Linked DNA regions of Mus musculus: region 1 is linked to region 2. A link is a loop called in an ENCODE intact Hi-C map of the cell type or tissue named here. Cell type or tissue: heart. All regions are shown on one strand. Each heading gives the region's core, and the rest is flanking DNA. Links, peaks and the distances in the headings are about the cores only.

Region 1 (5,411 bases), core at 194-5,193, 140 kb after region 2:
TTTAATTTTTATTTTAAGTGTATGGGTATTTTGCTCACATGTGGAGGTTCACCACTTCCTCGGACACCAGGCACACATGTGGTGTACAGACATATGTCCAGGCAAAACACTTAGATCAATTAAATAAATCTTAAAATTAAAAAAAAAAATTTTTTTTTTTTTGCACTTGGTAGGTAGAGGCAGGCAGATTTCTGAGTTCGAGGCCAGCCTGGTCTACAGAGTGAGTTCCAGGACAGTCAGGGCTACACAGAGAAACCCTGTCTTGAAAAAAAAAAAATAAAGCACCCATTTCTGGGAAGATCTCTCTGGGTGGGCAGGTTTTGCTTACTGAGAGAAATAACAGCAAATTCCAAATTTAAAACTGCTTGTGGTGATCTGAGCACAACTGTAGTCAGCAGTTTTCCCTGTGCACAGGGCCTCCTGCCTCTGAGCATGTGAGTCAGCACTCTGCATGCATGCCTGCCTGCCTGCCTGCCTGCCTGCCTCCCTCCCTCCCTGCCTCCCTGCCTCTCTGCCTCCCTGTCTCCCTGCCTCCCCGCCTCCCTGCCTCCCCGCCTCCCCACCTCCCCGCCTCCTGCTCCAGAGTGGCCACTGCTCCCCTGATGCCAGTCACAAAGGGAAAGGATTTCAACATGAAGCTATGGGCTGCTTCGCCCTTTTCCTCCAGTCATTCTCTAGACTCATCTAAGTGGTAGCTCAGGGTATGACAGTACATATCTGCAATCCCCATACTTAGAAGACTGAGGCAGGAGGATTACTCCACACTGAGCCAAGTTCTAATCAACCATAAAGACTTACCAGTTTATGCTAAGCAAGGATTGACACATCTCTCTCTCTCTCTCTGTGTCTCTCTCTCCATATATATATGTAGTAGTAGTAGTAGTAGTATGTGCATGTGTGTGCGTGCACATGATGTGGACAAGTTTGGTGAATGCCACAGTAGACTTGTGGAGGCCACTGGACAACCTTGCCAGTTGTCACCTTCTACCTTTATGTGGATGCTGAGAACTGAGCTCAGGTCCTCAGGGAGCCCCCAGCCCCCTACCCCATGCCACCCCATCCCACTCTCCATCTCCATTTTCTACTCACTTTGGGTCAATCACTGCTCTCCTTTGCCCATCTTTGTTCATCTAGCTAATCCCTGTCGCTATGCGGTATGGCACCACCACTTCCCATTTATAACAATCTACGATTTGAGGGAGTCTTTTGGTTTTTTGGGTTTGGATTTCTGAGACAGGGTTTCTCTGTGTAGCCCTGGCTGTCTTGGAACTCACTCTGTAGATCAGGTTGGCCTCAAACTCAAAGATCCACCTACCTCTGCCTCTCAAGTGCTGGGATTAAAGGCCCAGTAAGCAGCCCAGCTCTTGCCTCTGACCTTTCTATATTTGCCCCCCCCCCCAACCACCCCCAGCCACCTCCCCCCAACTATGGTGCTGCCACTCTGAGGGAGGGTCTTCCCTATCAGTTAATCCTTCCTAGCAGTGATTCACAGACCAGACCAGTGGGCTTGTCTCTTAGATCATTTGTGATCCTATTACACTGACTAACAAGATTAACCATGAAGTGAACAAAAACAAAAACAAAACAAAACAAAACAAATACAAAACAACAACAGCAAAAACCCATCTGGTCTTGGATCTTGGGTACCAATGAACCAGAAAGTGCAGGCCAACAACTTCAAGTAAACATTCTGGCCTGTGGAGAGCCTGGGGTAAGGTCTGTGCTGAGTGTCTCTGCCCCATTCCAAGCAGTGCAGGGAGGGCTTTGTCATGCCTTGTGCTGTGGCTTGAAGGCTCAGTTTGGTGCCTGGCAGCAAGTAACCCGACCTGGCAGGCAGGAGTGACACCCTGGACCTTCTACATAGAAGCAGCCCTCATTCCTGCATGTTTTACATACTTCCAGTAGTAACTTTAGTAGGGCAGAAAGAGGGCTAAAGGGAAATTAGAGTTCCCGGAGAGTATGAAAGAGACTGAGACAGAAAAAAGTATTGGTTAAAATACCTTTATTTTTCAGACTTGAAGAAAGGCATTAATCGACCAACTCAAACAGCCCAGTTAACCTTAAGAATCAGTACAGGGGAGCTGGAGAGGTGGCTCAGCGGTTAAGAGCACTGACTGCTCTTCCAGAGGTCCTGAGTTCAATTCCCAGCAACCACATGGTGTGTCTGAAGACAGTGACAGTGTACTCACATATATAAAATAAATAAATCTGAAAGAAAGGAAGAAAGAAAGAAAGAAAGAAAGAAAGAAAGAAAGAAAGAAAGAAGTCTAAGAGAGAAAGAGAAAGGAAGAAAAACTCAGTAGTATTTACTACTCCACAGTGGACCTGGGATGGTAGCTATAACTTGATAATCTCTGGCCTCCTGGGACACCTACATGTATGTGAGGTACACAAACTCATGCAGGTACAAAATGTACACATAAATAAAAAATTAATTAAAAGTAAGAATAATAATTACCGCCAGGCTTGGTGGCTCACACCTTTAATCTCAGCACTTGGGAGGCAGAGGCAGGCAGATATCTGAGTTTGAGGCCAGCCTGGTCTACAAAGTGAGTTCCAGGACAGCCAGAGCTACACAGAGAAACCCTGTCTCGTAACCCCCCACCAAAAAAAAAAATTAACAATAAGAGGGCTGGAGACCTGGAGACATGGTTTGGTTTAGTGGTTAAGAGTAACCACATGGTGTCTCACCACTATCTATAATGTGATCTGATGCCCTCTTCTGGCTTGCAGGTGTACATGCAGATAGAACATTCATAAAATAAACAAATAAATCTTTAAAAAAAATTAATAATAATAGAATCAATGTGGAGTCTTGCCTGGTGGTGCAAGCCAGCGCTCCCAACATTTGGGAAGATTTTTTTTTTTTTTGTGGTGGGGGAGTAAGATTTTAAAATCAAGGGCTGCCTTCGCCGTTGTGCCGAGCCCGCAGAGGAGTCGCCATGAGCAAAGCCCACCCTCCCGAGCTGAAGAAGTTTATGGACAAGAAGTTATCATTGAAGTTAAACGGTGGCAGGCATGTCCAAGGAATACTGCGGGGCTTTGATCCCTTTATGAACCTTGTGATTGACGAGTGTGTGGAGATGGCAACCAGTGGGCAACAGAACAACATTGGCATGGTGGTCATCCGAGGAAACAGCATCATCATGTTAGAAGCCTTGGAAAGAGTCTGACCTGTGCTCAGCAAGCAGTGTCCACATCCCTCCTCAAAGGCCTGTTTGATTGTGATGTAGAATTAGGTCATGTACATTTTCATATGGAACTTTTTACTAAATAAACTTTTGTGATACTCAAAAAAAAAAAAATAAAATAAAATCAAGGGCTGTCAGGATAACCTACAGGTTAAAACTCACCTCAAAATAAATAAATAAATAAATAGATCTGGGGATGGTAGAAAACTTGTCTAGCATGTTCGGGCACTGGGTTTGAACTTCAGCAAGGCACAGACCTGGTGTGGTGACCCTTGCTTGTAATGCCAGTACATGGGAAATTCAGGAGGAAGATCAGTTTATCTACATGATGAGTCTGAGGACGGCTTGGGCTATAAGAAATCCTGTCTGAACAGCAACAATCGTAGCAATAGATGGTGGATATCTGGCTCAATGCTTAAGAACACTTGCTGCAGCCGGGCGTGGTGGCGCATGCCTTTAATGCCAGCACTCGGGAGGCAGAGGCAGGCAGATTTCTGAGTTTGAGGCCAGCCTGGTCTACAAAGTGAGTTCCAGGACAGCCAGGGCTATACAGAGAAACCCTGTCTTGAAAAACCAAAAAAAAAAAAAAAAAAAAAAAAAGAAGAATGCTTGCTGCACTGAGTCTGGAACAGCCCAGTCATGGACCAGAGAATGACTGCAAAACCAATGATGTAGTGAGGACAGGAGGATTGAGGGGTTGCTCACTGTCAGTTTCCTACAAGAAACAAGAGCTCGAGGTTCTGGGAGATGCTCTACCACAAAGAATAAGGTGGAAAGTGATGGGGAAGGACAGCCAATGACTTCTTCTGGCCTTTGTGCAGAGACATACACATGTGCCTATATCACACATGTACACTCATACACACACCTATATCACACACATATACACATGTACATACACCACACACATCAGACAGGAACACTCATACACACACATATAGCACACACATATATACATGTACATAGATTACACATACACACATGTTACATACATATACAGTGCATACACTACACATACACACTCATACACATGTACATACATCACACACATTCATACACACTCATACATATATCACACACACATTCATACACACTCATACACATGTGCATACATCACACACATTCATACACACTCATACATACATCACACACACATTCATACACACTCATACACATGTGCATACACTACACATACACTTCATGGATAAATCAATAGGTAAATAAAATAAAAAGAAAAACAGCTGAGTGTAGTGGCGATGGCTTTTTTCCCCTTATTTCTTTATCATTATTATTTTGTTTGTTTGTTTGTTTGTTTCAAGACAGGTGCTTTTCTGTGTAGCCCTGGCTGTCCTGGAACTCACTCTGTAGACCAGGCTGGACTCAAACTCACAGATACCCACCTGCCTCTGCCTCCTGAGTGTTGGGATTAAAGGCGAGCGCCACTAGCAGGTCAGTGCCAGTGCAAGCCTTTAATTGCAGTGTTCCAGATGCAGAGGAGGCCAGCCTGGTCTACAGAGTGAGTTCCAGGACAGCCAGGGCTACACAGAGAAACCCTGCCTGGAAAAACCAAACCAACCAAACAAACAAAAAACAAAAAACCCAACCAGAGTGCTGCACCACTGCTAGATTAGTGGCAATGCTTTTGTTTGTTTGTTTGTTTTTGTTTTTGTTTTCTGAGACAGGGTTTCTTTGTGTAGCCCTGGCTGTCCTGGAACTCACTCTGTAGACCAGGCTGACCTCAAAGTCAGAAATTTGCCTGCCTCTGCCTCCCAAGTGCCGGGATTAAGGGCGTGCGCCACCACCGCCCGGCTGGCAATGCTTTTTTTTTTTTTCCCCTTCTTTTTAAAGATTTTTAAAATTTTATTTTGTGTATGCCTGCATGCCAGAAGTGGGCATCAGATCCCATTGTGATTGTGAGCCACCATGTGGTTGCTGGGAATTGAACTCAGAAAGAGCAGTCAGTGTCCTTTACCACTGAGTCATCTCTCCAGCCCTGGCAATGCTTTTAATCTTGGTATTTAAATAGAACTCTGTGAGTTCAAAGTCAGCTTGGTTTACATAGCTAGTTCCAGGCCAGCAAGATACACAGTGAGAAGTCGGGCGGTGGTGGCGCATGCCTTTACTCCCAGCACTCGGGAGGCTGAGGCAGGCAGATTTCTGAGTTTGAGGCCAGCCTGGTCTACAGAGTGAGTTCCAGGACAGCCAGGGCTACACAGAGAA
Region 2 (5,411 bases), core at 90-5,089:
ATCCACAGTAATAAGACTGCACCATCAGCAATAAATAGATTAACAATTTAAAGTGTATTGAGGGTTGGGTCTTATCAGTGACAGTGATAAGAGTGTTTGCCTAACATACACTGGGCCATGGGTTAAGCTCCCATAACCTTCCCCAACCTTCAGATCACTAAGTGTAGTGTTGCAGGCCTATAATCCCACCAAATGATAGAGGCAGGAAAAACAGGAGTTTAAAACTAGCCTTAAATATGTAAAAAAAAATGCAAGGCTGACCTGGGCTAAATAAGAACTCCATCTTAAAGAAGAAGAAGAAGAAGAAGGAGGAGGAGGAGGAGGAGGAGGAGGAGGAGGAGGAGGAGAAGAAGAAGAAGAAGCAGCAGCAGCTAGGGTTGTACCTGAATTGGTAAGGCGCTTATCTACCAACCACAAAGCTCTGAGTTAGATTAACAGCACTATATAAAATCAGTGTAATGGCACACCAAGAGGAAACTTCTAGTTCTTTAGAAAGTTAGCTATGCCAAATGATGGTTTGCTGAGACACACGGATGAAAGGATGTCTTTTTTATTTTTTATTTTTTTCATTTTTCTTGAGACAGGGTTTCTCTGTGTAGCCCTGACTGTCCTGGAACTCACTCTGTAGACCAGGCTGGCCTCAAACTCAGAAATCCGCCTGCCTCTGCCTCCCAAGTGCTGGGATTAAAGGCGTGCGCCACCACTGCCTAGCTGAAAGGATGTCTTGATAAAGCAAACACATAAAAGACTGTTTTCCTGAAGCAGACACAAGTGAAAGGATGCTTGTTGGATATAGCAGACACGTGTAAGGACTCTTGATAAAGGAGTATAAATGTGACCCCACAGACAGTGGGAGAGGAGCACTGAGATTTGGTTTGCTCTGCCTTGCTATTCTTTGCTAAAGACACGCATGTATTTGTTCGCCTTACATAGCATTGTTGAGCTCACCTTGTGGTAACACTGCCATTGAGAGAAATTATCCAAAGAACTGCTTGTGAGGTTCCTATGGCAGCTTGCAGCTTCTGCGGCCTCACATCAGGCTGGTTGGCAAATCTAGAAGTTTCTTCAGGATTTAACTACAGCTGCCTGGTGTCTGCTTGCTGAAAGGACTGGACTGAAGCTGCTGGTTAGTGTCTGGTGTCTGCCCCCCTAGAGGACTGGACTGCAGCTGGTGGTTAGTGTCTGGTGTCTGCCCCCCTAGAGGACTGGTCTGCAGCTGCTGAATTGTACTTGGTGTTTGCTATGGGACTGAACTGCTGCCCAAGAAGATCTAGCTCACCCCTAAAGAATTATTGCTGAACCGGTCCATTTCACCCATATCCTAATAACTTTTCTCTTCCACTGCCTCTGCTGGGTTGTAGGCTAGAGGAGAGGTTGGACCCTTATTAAGAGTAGGTTGCAGCCGGGCATGGTGGCACACGCCTTTAATCTCAGCACTGGAGAGGCAGAGACAGGCAGATTTCTGATTCGAGGCCAGCCTGGTCTACAAAGTGAGCTCCAGGACAACCAGGGCTACACAGAGAAACCCTGTCTCGAAAAACCAAAAAAAAAAAAAAAAAGTAGGTTGCAAAAAATTTATGCCTACTCAGAGAGTAAAAGTCCTTGCCAAGCTATTGTGCAAGCCTGTAACCTAAGTTCGATCCCAAGAACCCACATAAAGGCGAAAGTGAACCAGCTCTACAAAACTGTCCTCTGATCTTCCCTTTCTGTCGTAGTGTGTGTCTCTATGTGCCTGCGTGTGCACTGAGGAAAGAAAATACCGTGGCCAGTAAGTGATCGGAAAGATACGCAGGCTAGAAAAAAGAAGCCTTAGCATGGGCCTTCTGTCTTGTCTCCATTCATGGATTCCTGGGGTTAGTATGGGAACACCAGGCCTAAGCCATCACAGCATTATCATGCCAAAATGCTCCTGCACAAACAGGCTCTCTGCTCGAAAAGGGCAACACTGGACACAGTGGCCGTGTTGCTAAGCAACCGACTCAGTCAACAGAACGGAATCGCTGTGGTACGCCCCTTCCGCTGGCAGGAAGTGACGCACAGTTCAGGTGGGCCGAACTAAGGGGGGGGGTCACAGCCTCTCTGGGGCGGGGCCTACTGCGGGGCGGGCCTCCTGGGTGGGCCCAGTGGGGGCGTGGCACGCTGCCCTCGGGGCCGGGCGGACCGGGGTGCGCCGGGGAGGGGCGCTGCTGTCCGGCGTAGTCTGTACTCCTGTTCAGCCGCTGTCCTCCCGGGAACCTTGGGGATGTGGATCCCGGATTCCAGGGACCGCAGTTGAGCCAGCCTCGCCAGTCCTGTACCACTTGCTGAGGAGCAGGATCTCGCGGACAGGTCCGAGAGCAGGTCAGGATCGGACTAGGTAACTCTTAACGCGCGAGCTGGTTCCGGCCAAAGCCGTCTGCGTTCGATCGCCCGGAGCTAGTGGGGGCCAGGAGCGGGTCCCGCCTCCACTTGCAGCTCACAGCTAAGGTCGGCCCCGCCTGAGCTCCCAGAGTAGCAGTGCACAGGGCCTGGCACCCTCAAGCGTGCTCAACTTGGCCAAACAAATCTCTGCTCCGTCGTGTCTGTTCCCTGGAGGGCGCTGTGGTGACCCGGAGCGACAGGGGTTGACCTACCAGAGGAACTTTGTGCTCCGGTGGACATGTTCCTTAAATCCTAACGCTCTTTGGGCCCCGTGTGTTTAGTATCAGTGAGAATCAGTTCATGTTCTTCAAGTTCAGGCCCAAGGCAGTGAGGTGGGTACGGTCAGGAGTGGTTGGTGATGGGGTTGTCTTCATATTCCACCCTCACAGTTCTAATGTTCTTTTAAGGCCACCACCGCCTCCTGCTGCCTTGAACTGGAAGCAATCTTCCTGCCTCATTACACCGAGCTGTCTGTTTCTTCTCTGTACTGGCGTTTTTTCTTACTCCTTCCATTGCCTCCTTGTATTCCTTATATGTTGCTTTATAACAAACAAGAAGTTTATTGGTTTATCCTAGCAATCTTTATCCTAGGTGTGGTGGTGGATTTCTGTAATCCCAGAAGTTGAGGCTGAGACATATGAATTTGGAGTTTGAGATAAGCCTGGGCTACAATATGCGGTCTTCCCCAAATGCACAAAATAAAACAACCTTTATTAGTCAACACTTTCTGTGGGTAGGGAATCAGTCTACCTGGGTGATGATGGCCCAGTAACTCTCGCCAAGTTGGGGGATCCAAATCCAAGATAGTGGACTCAAAAGACCAGTGGCAGGAGTCCTCATTGTTTTCTGTTGGTATCTGCCTTCCCTCAGAAGAGTTATCTGTAAGGGAAGTGGGGCGATAGGGAGTGATAGAAACCACTGTCATTATGACCCAGTTTGCAAAGTCTAACTCCCCCCTCCACATTCTTTTTGTATTACTAGGTACATAGGAGGTGGGTACAGCAGAGCTTATGAAATGAGTGTGTGCATGCAAGAGTGAGTGTAGGTGTAGTGTGTCAAGGACAGTGACCTGTAGGGGCTCTCCCTCCTCTATATGGGTTCCAGAGAATCCTCTTGTCACAAGTCTTCCAGTGGTGGAATTTTGTGTCACCATCCCAGAACCCTACTAACCGACCTAGCACCCCAGCTCCTCACCTCCCCAGCTCCCCAACTCTCTTTTGGGAATGGAGTTTTTTGAGACAAATTTTGCTTTTATCCCTGGCTGGCCTGGAACTCATGGTATAGACCAGGCTGGCCTCAAACCAGAGGTGAGCCTCTTTGCTCTTTCAAGTACTAGGGTCTCAGATATATGCTACCAAGTCCAGCTTGTGAATGTTATGTTTTTTTTCTAGAATTTATGTGTATAACTCTGTTGCCTGGAAAAGAGAGAGAGAGAAGAGAGAGAATGTGAGTGAGTGAGAGAGAGAGAGAGAGAGTGTGTATGCACACACCATGGGAATGCCTGGTGCCCATGGAGGTTAGAACAGGGTGTTGGATCCTCCAGAACTGGAGTTACAGATGGTTGTGAGCCACCGCGTGAGTGCTGGGGACTGAACCTGTGAACCAGCTTGCCAGCCCCTTGTGATTATATTTTAAAATCCTGCTACTGACCATGCCTGTGGGGGAAGGGTGCCTACTCCCTGTAATTACAGCACAAGTTTCCACATCGCATTCACATGAGCTTTAGCTTTGTGAGAATGACTGGGGCTTTTCCCAGGGAAGGGAAGCATTCAGCACCCCAGCATGACGTTGGACACTTGGAAGAGCAGACTTCCCTGTAGAAAATGGAACTAGGTAGCTGGGTGTGGTGGCACACGTCTTTAATCCCAGCACTCGGGAGGCAGAGGCAGGTGGATTTCTGAGTTCAAGGCCAGCCTGGTCTACAAAGTGAGTTCCAGGACAGCCAGGGCTATACAGAGAAACCCTGTCTCAAAAAGCCAAAAACCAAAAAAAAAAAAAAAAAAAAGAAAGAAAAAGAAAATGGAACTAGGACTGGCGAGATGGCTCACTGACTGCTATTCCAGAGGTCCTGAGTTCAATTCCCAGCAACCACATGGTGTCTCACAACCATCTGTAATGGGATCTGATGCCCTCTTCTGGGGTGTCTGAGGAGAGCAACAGTGTACTTACATATAAATGAAATAAGTAAATCTTTTAAAGAAAGAGAGAGAGAAAGAAAGAAAGAACTAATCTTCCAGAGAAAAGCATGGTAATAGGTGTTGTCATCTAACTGACATCCTGTGTTTACAATTGGCATTTAAAGTCACCTGATCCTGTAAGGTTTTTCTAATGTGTTTATGAACACATGTGCTAGTAAATAGCTCTCCCGAGAGAGGCTGATGACCACATTAAGGACATGTATTCAGTTCGTGCCTCAGTCTATTTTCTGCCAGCTACCACTCACTCTGCTTTGTCCTTGGGGGGCGGGGCATGATGGGGGATGGGGAAGCAAGGACAATTGTGTGCTCTTACGTTTCTGGAACTCTCTGTGGAGAGGACCCAGAGCAGTGTGAGAGGCAACTAAGCCACAATGCTGTAAAGCATCATAGGAAATGTCCCAGTAGATTCTGGGCACATCTGGGCTTTTACAGATACAGTAGGAGCAAGTAGAGGGGGAAGGGCAGATGAAGGGACAGGTGCAGAGCTACAGCACGATGGGACATGGGAAGGATGACACTAGACAGACAGACAGGAACCAAGGATGGAAAGACCTGGTGTTATCCAGGGTGTTGACTTTGTTCCAAAGTGGCGATGAGTCATTTTGGAATGGTAAAAGGAGTAACATGACCAGCAGATATTTTGGAAACATTTAAGAAAGCTCCAGGATTCACTGTGAGAGGTTTTAAAATGTAACGTATGTGGTGTCTGGGAGGCGCCTGCACCGAGGGCTGCTGAGACAGCAGCAGGTAAGTGCGGCCGTCACCAAGCCTGCTGAGCTGACTTTGATCCCTAGATCCCACTAGGAGATTGAG

Evidence for each region. Peaks named below come from ENCODE experiments on the same cell type or tissue, not always from the same donor. Only the 100,000 strongest peaks of a DNase experiment are listed, where the experiment ranks them.
Region 1: a loop joins it to region 2, with 2.4 times the contacts of the local background. A loop is called at or near these places in 1 of 42 quality-filtered maps.

Annotation. Positions count from the first base shown.
Region 1 is chr17:26,096,753-26,102,163 of GRCm38, reverse strand. It overlaps the pseudogene Gm8186. Among named protein-coding and RNA genes, the nearest start is that of Nme4, 4.0 kb to the right of the region's middle. In heart, for the core only: a CTCF peak has its summit at 2,734 (motif pointing left); a DNase peak (open chromatin) is centred at 433; H3K27ac peaks cover 273 bases.
Region 2 is chr17:26,240,935-26,246,345 of GRCm38, reverse strand. It overlaps Fam234a (family with sequence similarity 234, member A), which reads left to right and starts at 2,104. Exons shown (of 13, transcript NM_001206335.1): 1 at 2,104-2,340. In heart, for the core only: CTCF peaks have their summits at 2,219, 2,568 and 2,815 (motif pointing left); a DNase peak (open chromatin) is centred at 2,135; H3K4me3 peaks cover 1,689 bases; H3K27ac peaks cover 1,326 bases.